2 separate regions of the Mus musculus genome follow, and region 2 is linked to region 1. The links are chromatin contacts, found by Hi-C or POLR2A ChIA-PET in ENCODE. All regions are on one chromosome and are shown on one strand. Each heading gives the region's core, a stretch centred on a gene start or an enhancer-like site at or near the end of the contact. The rest is flanking DNA. Distances are from core to core; before and after follow the strand shown.

Region 1 (4,418 bases), core at 1,186-3,685:
ACCGTCCCTGGCTACTGTCTGCTGTGAGGCACCGTCCCTGGCTATTGCCTGCTGTTAATGCCTGTTCTCTAGGGCGGTGGTCAAGGACCACAGTTTGCTCCTTACCCTTTTGGGCATTTAGTACAGTTCCAGTAGTGGGTAGTACAGAAAATGTATTTGTGGAGAAGTGAAAAGCAAACTAGTAGGTGGAGAGAGGAGCTGTGGGTGGCTCTGGTAGGCCAGTTTGTGCCTTAGTGTCACGCATCAATAAGACCCTATAGGTACAGGTAGGGCCGGATGCAGACATCAGAGGAAGAAAGACTGCCATGTGGCAGTGGCAGGAGGAGGAGCACGAGGTGGCATGCTTGCATATGCTATTCTCTCTTATTTTGTTTGAAGACAAGATCTCATTATGTATCCCTGACTTGCCTGGCATCACAGTACTTGTTGAGAGCATGTTTGGAGGTTCTAGCAGGGGAGGTCAGCTACTTGTATGTTTGAACTGAGAAATGGTCCTCCTCTGTCCTGGAAGGACAGGGTCTTCGACAGAACATGCTACAGGAAGGCCACAGTCACACACAGAGTGGTGAGAGAAGGGACATCTGCCTAGATAACAAAATTCACTAAATCAGTCTCAGTGAACAAGATGTCACCTTGATATCATTGTCACTTTCTTCACAATGCTTCTTTTGACACAAACTTCATGGTTCCCCCTGACACACAAACAGGACACAGGACACAGAGCTGTTTCTACACAGAGCCGGTTGGACAGCTATGGAAGACCTTGACTTATTAAAATCACTCTACTCTCAAAGCTGCCACTCCCTGGTCTTTGCTTGCCTCTTCCTCTATAGGAAGGATAAGAAGGTTAACAGGGTCTTAGGAGTTGCATTTTGCACCTCAGCAAACATGGATTGGGTGTATGAGAAGTTATACACTCTGAAGCAGAACAGAATATAATACACAAGGTTGATTCAAACTGTGTCGGGGGCAGGACCAAACTTTTTTTAAATTTTTTCCAGCAGTTGAAAAACCGGTTTCATATACTTGCTTTCTTCCATTTATGACCTAAAATATCTCTGACAGGTTTAAAAACAAACAAACAAACTTAAGCACAGCAAGCTAGAATTCACAAAATGTGTGAAATCCTCATCAGTGACTGAGCATTTTATTGATTTGTCTGTCCCCCATTGTCACCACAAACAAACAAAAACCTCAAGACTTTCTTGGTTAGAGTAAACTTTCTGACTGGTATACAGTGGTGGATTTTCTATAGAGATCTGCACAGAAAGTACATACTGTCCATCTAGCTGCTTCTTTTTTGTTTTTGTTTTTGTTTTTGTTTTTTTCGAGACAGTGTTTCTCTGTGTAGCCCTGGCTGTCCTGGAACTCACTCTGTCTGTAGACCAGGCTGGTCTCGAACTCAGAAATCTGCCTGTCTCTGCCTCCCAAGTGCTGGGATTAAAGGCGTGCGCCACCACCACCCGGCTCTAGTTGCTTCTTGATAGCATAATTTTACTTATAAAGTTTTGTTTAGTATTATATCTAAGTACACTGTAGCTGTCTTCAGACACACCAGAAGAGGGCATCAGATCCCATTACAGATGGTTGTGAGCCACCATGTGGTTGCTAGGATTTGAACTCGGGACTTTCAGAAGAGCAGTCAGTGCTCTTAACCGCTGAGCTATCTCTTCAGCCCTATAAAGTTTTTTTTGTTTTGTTTTGTTTTTTTAATTTATTTATTATATGTAAGTACACTGTAGCTGTCTTCAGACACACCAGAAGAGGGCGTCAGATCTTATTACAGATGGTTGTGAGCCACCATGTGGTTGCTGGGAATTGAACTCGGGACCTTTGGAAGAGCAGTCAGTGCTCTTAACCTCTGAGCCATCTCTCCAGCCCTTGTTTTGTTTTTTTAAGATATATTTATTTACCCAATGTATATGAGTACACTATAGCTGTCTTCTCACACACCAGAAGAGGGCGTCAGATCTCATTACAGATGGTTGTGAGCCACCATGTGGTTGCTGGGAATTGAACTCAGGACCTCTGGAAGAGCAGTCGGTGCTCTTAACCACTGAGCCATCTCTCCAGCCCCCTATAAAGTTTTATACATCTAAAAAGCTTTGGATTTGATCGGGCAGTCTATTAACTACTTTTAAAAAGGTGGCACTTAATTACAGCTTTATTTTGCAAAATTAAAAAGCTGATGAATTAGATAGCTTCCCAAAACATTATTCTCTGCATCGAACAGAGTATTGAGTTTTGAGACACCGCCTCTCTGTGGAGGGCATGCGGACCTCGAATCGCGCCACCACTCTCTTGAAGGACGTTGTCAGTCCTAACAAGATCAAAAGAGCATTAAGGAGCTACGGAGCACGCCCCACCTCTCAGTCCCGAGCAGCAAGCCTTTTGTGCGCATGCTCCCCACTGTCACATGACTCGCCTTTCGGTTCACGTGATTTCGCTTCCGGAGGCGGGGGCCTTCGGCAAGATGGCGGCCTACCTGCAGTGGCGGCGTTTCGTTTTCTTCGAGAAGGAGCTGGTGAAGGAGCCGCTGGGTAATGATGGGGCTGCTCCCGGTGCCGCGCCTGTGTCGGGATCCGCTGCTTCCAAGTTCCTTTGCCTCCCTCCTGGCATCACTGTCTGCGACTCAGGCCGCGGGAGCCTGGTCTTTGGAGATATCCTTCTTTCGGAGGTGTTTCTTTCCTCAGCGCACGCCGGACGAGTTTCTACAGCGAATGCAATCTGTCAGTGGCGTTTTGCGTGCTCGCAGTTAGACGCGAGCCCAGATGTCTTTTGTGGGCTGATGGGAGAAAGAAGGAAGTTCATTTTCTCACTTGTCAACTGAGCAGTCCTGAGCAAGTCATTTAACTCTCGGCTTCAGGTTCCTTTACTGGAAAAAGGTTGTTAATGCCAGTTTGACAAAGGTTAAGATCGGCCCCCTCGCAAATAGACGCAACTTGCCTTTAAAATATGTGTGTGTGTGTGTGTGTGTGTGTGTGTGTGTTTGATTGTGAGTGTGTGTGAGGTGTTACAGTCCCTGTCTAATATTGTAGGCGAGGAGGTAGATAGATAAGGACTTTGTTTGCTTTGTTCACGAGCTATGAGCTATGTGGGGAAGCCCTTGGGATGTACAGTCAGACCCCAGCTGAGGTCTCAAGCCACTGGTAGTTACAAACTACATAGGGGCTACTTTTTCCTTTCAGAGACGCTCATTCCTCAACTTAAGATAGGTTTACATCCAGGCAGATCCATCATAAATGGAAAGTTATACAAGCCAAAAATGCATTTATCTTGCCTAGTCTACCAGTCTAAATAGCAACAGAGTACACTATAACTATACTATATCAATGTTCCCTTCTGATTCCATTGCTGACCGGGAGCTAAATGTGCCCAGCATCACAAGAGAGTATCTTTTTCAACATCTTGGACAGGGTCTCAATGTGTAGACTAGGCTGGTCTTGAACTCACGCCCATCTCTTGGCTCCAGATCACTGGGATTAAGGGCTATCCTCAAAGGAGTATCTTACCCATATTACTAGCTCTGGAAACTTGTCAATTATGCTTTCTTCTTACATGCTCTGCCCCTCAGCCCTCAAAGTAGAATTTCTGCTGCTTGTCACTTTTGTAGGATTGTAAATTAAAAGTTGCTAAGTCAGTGACAACACACTGATCATACTTTTAATTTTTAAATAAGGTGCAGTAAGAAATTAGCAACAATAATACTAAAACAGGACAATTATAATAATATCCTGTAATTGAAATTATGTGAATGTAATCTCTCTTAAGATTACAAGTGCATGTGTGTGTTTCATTTCCTTCTTTCTTTTTTAAATTTATAACACAAGATCCCATTTAGCCAAGGATGACTTCTAACCTTCTTACCTTTACCTCTGGAGTTCTAAGATTACAAACATGTGCCTCTGCACCCAGTTATATATGGTGCTAGATATCTAACCCAGGGCCTTGTGTGTGCTAAGGAAGTGTCAGTTGTGTGCTATGTCTCCAGCCCTGGCTTCTCCTAAGATATTTTAATTCCTCCTTGTACTATTAATGCATAGAATATGCAGCTGTAGACGAGGTGGGGGAGGGTCACGTCACTCCTTGGAAAAGAGGCACCTTGACCACCCTGCACATATGGAAGGCCAGATCTGGTTCTTGCCACGTTCTCTACAGCTTACAGGGTTCCAGGCCTACAAACTACGGGTGACACACTTATATCAGCTGAAGCAGCACAATATTCTGGCATCGGTTGGTGAGGATGAAGAGGGTATTAACCCTCTGGTAAGTCCCAGAAAAGAAAAATCCAGAAGCCCGAGGAATGGTTTTTGGTTGGAGGGAAACTAACTTTCACATGTCTGTGGTCTGTCTCTAGGTAAAGATCTGGAACCTGGAAAAGAGAGACGGTGGCAATCCACTCTGCACCCGGATTTTCC
Region 2 (4,418 bases), core at 893-3,392, 37 kb before region 1:
GATGAGCCTGAAGGTGGGGAGAGGCCAGCTAGGACTTGGGCTCTGCTCCTGCTGGCCTGCCCCCACTGCACCACCACCGTTCATTAGCCAGCTGCCAGAACAGGCTGTGAGCACCACCAGGATTGATGTGGGGCACCCCCTCAAAGCCCTGCTTCCCTCTCCCCTACCTCGATGCAAATGAAAGGAAATGAGGACGGTGCAGGTGGAAGAAGGCACCCAAACTGCTTAAACTTAGGGGGTTACCCAGAATGGAGAGATCTGTGCTGTCAGAGAAGGCTCAGGATGCGCTGGCTGATTTCAGGATAGAATCTTTACTTCTCCCACCCAATCTCCATTACCATTCCTTCGCCTACATCCAGTGGCAAGCACAGGGCAAGGCAAAGGCTAGTCCTAACAAAATCGTGCGGAGCCAGGGGCAAAGGAAGGTGCTCTAGGAGTCAGCTTGATAGAGGCTTACCCTTTTTGCCCTTGGAGGGGGCAGGGTCCAGATTTCGGAGTCCAACATCAGCAGGTTCATTGTGGATAAGCAGCAGACAGAAGAAGGAGACAACCACACACAGTGCCCCAGACAGGGCCAGTGTGCTGCGCCAGCTGTAGCTCTGGGCGAGGATCGTTGCCAAGATAGGTCCCAAACTTCCAGCCAGGTTCATGCTGGTTGACAACACAGCCCACCAAGTGCCAAACTGGGATGGCTCAAACCACTGTGAGGCAGAGGGGAACAGAATAGGTGCCTGGCTTAGAGGCCACACAGAAGGAGCAGCTCGAGTGTGGCAGACCTAGACACTCACATTACAGGGATGAGGGAAGAGTGCTTCTACTTGGCGGAGCCCAGTCCCTCGTCTGCCACCCGATCCCACCACCCTCAGGCTCCTAAAATATCCCAACAGCAGCAGGAGCTGGCAGGGAACTCCTAAGGAACCTGCTATGGGTTAGGGGTGGAAGGGTTGTGTAAGAAGAGGTGCTCCCAAGTGCCCACTGGGTGCCCTCCCCCTCAGGCTCATCAGATGCACTCACCTTCCTCAGGATCTTCCCACAGGGGGGCCAGCCCAGCCCCTGTGCCAGACCATTAAGAAACCAAAGAGCAGCAAAGGCTGACACTGTGGAGCTCCATGAGAAGACTACGTTGACCAGACCAACCAGGAGCAGCCCAGAGGAGAAGAGCCAGCGGGCGCTCATCTGATCTGACAGAACCCCGCTCACAAACTTGCTGATGGCGTAGGCTGCCGACTGGCTGCTTGTGATGAGCCCTGCAGCGAAGGGGAGCAGGGAGCAGGACACCTGAGGGGTTAGGGACAGGGCAGAGGCACAGGAGGGGCGGAGGAAGGTAAGGGGTCAGGTGTGTACAGGTGCCTGGCAGGGTGAGACAGGTTCCTTCCCGGATTTGACACTCTCCTGCCTGCTGAGCCGTGCATCACAGGCCCAGGCTGACTTGGACCTTCTCAGCCTCTTGGATTTCTTTCTTTCTTTACCCCTGGAATATGCAGTTCCCACCTCACTCTGAATGCTCGCCAAAAGCCCAAACACGTCTGAATGCGAAGGACTCTAGAGTCAAAGATCTTATTCCCCCTGGCAGGTAGCACGCAGGACACATCAAATCATGGTGCTACTCTCCCAGTGTTCACCGTGACCTGCAGGTGCAGCATGCACGAACAGGTGTGAAAACCTTGCTACCCGCTCCCAGTAGCACCTCCTGGGCACGTGTGGGTGCCAGGCATATACACCGGCTAAGCACTGGTTTCACATGTACACCCACACCCAGGCACATGGAGCTCAGCCTCTCCACCTGATACAAGCTTGAAACCCCCCATGCTTGGACAAACCATACTCCAAATGGTGTATCCCACAGCCCACCACCCTGCCCTTCCATGGCTTACCCAAATCGTCCTTGTCCAGAGCGATCTCATCCACCAAGGAGGGCATGACAAAGGAGAAGGTTTTGCGGTTGAAATAGTACAGGCTGTAGCCTCCAAACATGGCCGCAAATATGACAGTGCGATAGTAGCCGTAGCCTTGGGCTGCCATGGTAGAAAAAGCTGGCCCTGCTGGCCCACTCCAGTACTTCTGACCACAGATTCTTGACTGCTCCTGCTTGCAGCTAGCTCTCTTTAGTGCCTGGATCTGCTGAGCTGTGTTTTTCTGTGCGCTTTCTCTCTCCTCCACCCAGGCTCTTTATAGCCGCCTTCTGGACAATCATTAAGCCTGGGGCAGCAACCAGGGAACCCAGTGTCCTGAGAGAGACAAGAAAACAGGTTACTGAGAGCCAAACCGGGGGAGGAGAGGGTCCCCAGGACTGCTTGCCCTTCCCTCCTTTCCCAAGTCTTCTTGCCTGTGAAGCCAGCTGTGATTAAAGGCTCAGCCTAATTACTTTTGTCTGCACAAGCCCAGGGGAGGCTCGGGTAGGATGAGCAGAGCAAGCTCTCAGTATAGCCCTACTCCCTTGGTCAATGAACTTTCTCATTCTCTCAGGTTCCTTTGCGGTGCCAGGCTGCCGGACATTGTGAAAGGCACTAGATCGGTTCCTACCCCCCAGGTTCATTCAATCAACCACATACCTTAAAAACAACCCCACACCCACTGCTGAGCCTTCACCAAATGCTTAGCACACAATGGAGTACAGTTTCCTAATAGGTATCCCCTTCATTGGGGGATATATTTCTTGAACTCCTCATGGTGGTAGGGAACAGCGCATACACTTTCCTTATACACACAGTGATAAAAGGTAGATACATAAATTAGACCTAGTAAGTAAATAGTAAAACACAATGAGGCACCATAGTAAAAGTTTCTTAAAGCCTATCGTTTATTTCTGGAATTTCCCATTCTCCTTTTTCCACTAAGGCTGGCCTCTGTCACTGAAATGTGCAAGGAACAACAGTAGGTAAGGAGCGAGATAACTGCAGTAGTTGCAAAATTAAACGGGGGGACAAGCCCCTCAGTTCACCCTGCAATGACACGCAGAAGGCGCGCCTAGGGCTTAGGTCTGGATGAGACCCCCTTGGAACTGCCTCTGGATCCCTATTACCCTGCGACATCAGTAGGGGGTCCGTACTGCGGGGCTGTGGGTCCCCGAAGCACGCCACCGCAGCTTTCTGCTCCGCTGCACAGCCGCTGGAGCACAAGGCGTAGGCGAGAGAAGCCGCACGTAGCCTCGGGAGGCCCCTCGCTCTGGCAGCCTAGGCTCTGCCAGTCAGGATGGGCAGGCGGCGCCGCTTGCCACCTGCCGAGCACCCCGTGTCCTCAAGCCACCCGGGACACCCGACTCCTGGCTGGGAACTGCGGGTCCTGGGGACAGGAGCAAGAGAGCTGCGGAGACTGTGCGCTGCAGCCACGAGGGCACCGCATCTGCAAGAGCGCTGTCCCTGGGCCGTGGAACTGTCGCCATCCCGGAAGGGCAGTCACCCGGACAGCCTCCGGCGTAGTCGGAAGTCAGGGGAGCCCCAAGGTCCCAGACTTGCCCTCTAGTCCCGCCCTCACTGACGCCCCTCCTTCGCATGCCACCCCTACCTGGACGGAGGCGGTAACCCCTAGTGGGATGGGGCGGGACTCGAGTAAGGCTGGTGCGCATGCACAGAGTTGGGCGGACTACTGTCCACCCTGGGATGGAGACGTCATCCTGCCTGTCAAGCAGCTTCCAGTGAAAGGACAGTGCCGCTTATAGGCTGAGCACCACATGACCTATTACGTTTCGTCGATCAGTGTCTATAGAGTGCCTCCTGTTAGGGTGCAGATTCAGGAAACTCCCTGAATTGTAGAGGCATGGTGTTTTCTCTGGAAAATAAATTCAGCACAATTTGGAGTTTTAATTCGTGGTCAGATTAGTCGGAACAGAGAAAAAACAATATAGTCTCATCATTTAAAAGACAGAATTCCGACGAAACCTCGAGTTCTTTAAAAATCTTTTTAATGGTCATGTGGTGTGTATGTGTTGGGTGTGTATGTGTTACCGTAGGTGTGGAGTCAAAGGACAGCCTGGAATACTACTTCCTTTGAGACCGGTCTCCCCTTTCCCCCCCTCCCCCTCCCTCTCGTTTTTTGTTTTTGTTTTTGTTTTTTTCGAGACAGGGTTTCTCTGTGTAGCCTTACCTGTACTCACTTTGTAGACCAAGCTGACCTTGAACTCAGATTCTACTGCCTCTGCCTCGTCTCCTCTGAGTGCTGGGATTAAAGATACATGCCACCATGCCTGGCTTCAACCTCATGTTCCAGTCCTTGAACCACTACTTTGTGGAGACATAGCTTGGAACCAGGAGGGTGATCCTCCTGCCTCTGCCTCCAAGTGCCTAGGGTTAAGGACACGCTTATAACCTGACTTGAACCCACCATAGTCTCACAACTGTTCACTGTCAGCACCAATCTCTGATCCTTTAAGGGCTCCACAGATGATTTCTGAGAGGTCAGAAAAGTTAAGGCTGACTTTG

The links. Hi-C counts contacts between places; a loop is a spot of excess contacts on that map. ChIA-PET counts read pairs that join two places held with the same protein, here RNA polymerase II (POLR2A).
Region 2: POLR2A ChIA-PET joins it to region 1 with 14 read pairs in embryonic stem cell. The contact joins the promoter of Slc37a4 here to the promoter of Vps11 in region 1. A Hi-C loop is called at or near these places in 2 of 37 maps with a recorded cell type or tissue (both left cerebral cortex). POLR2A ChIA-PET finds 5 or more read pairs at or near these places in 4 of 5 experiments (Patski and embryonic stem cell).

Annotation. Positions count from the first base shown.
Region 1 is chr9:44,359,687-44,364,104 of GRCm38, reverse strand. It overlaps Vps11 (VPS11, CORVET/HOPS core subunit), which reads left to right and starts at 2,435. Exons shown (of 16, transcript NM_027889.2): 1 at 2,435-2,660; 2 at 4,118-4,266; 3 at 4,358-4,418. The coding sequence starts at 2,474.
Region 2 is chr9:44,396,078-44,400,495 of GRCm38, reverse strand. Slc37a4 (solute carrier family 37 (glucose-6-phosphate transporter), member 4) reads right to left here and starts at 2,142. Exons shown (of 8, transcript NM_008063.3): 1 at 1,875-2,142; 2 at 1,015-1,247; 3 at 458-701; 4 at 1-7. The coding sequence starts at 2,022. Mir7085 (microRNA 7085) reads right to left here and starts at 73; the gene lies at 8-73.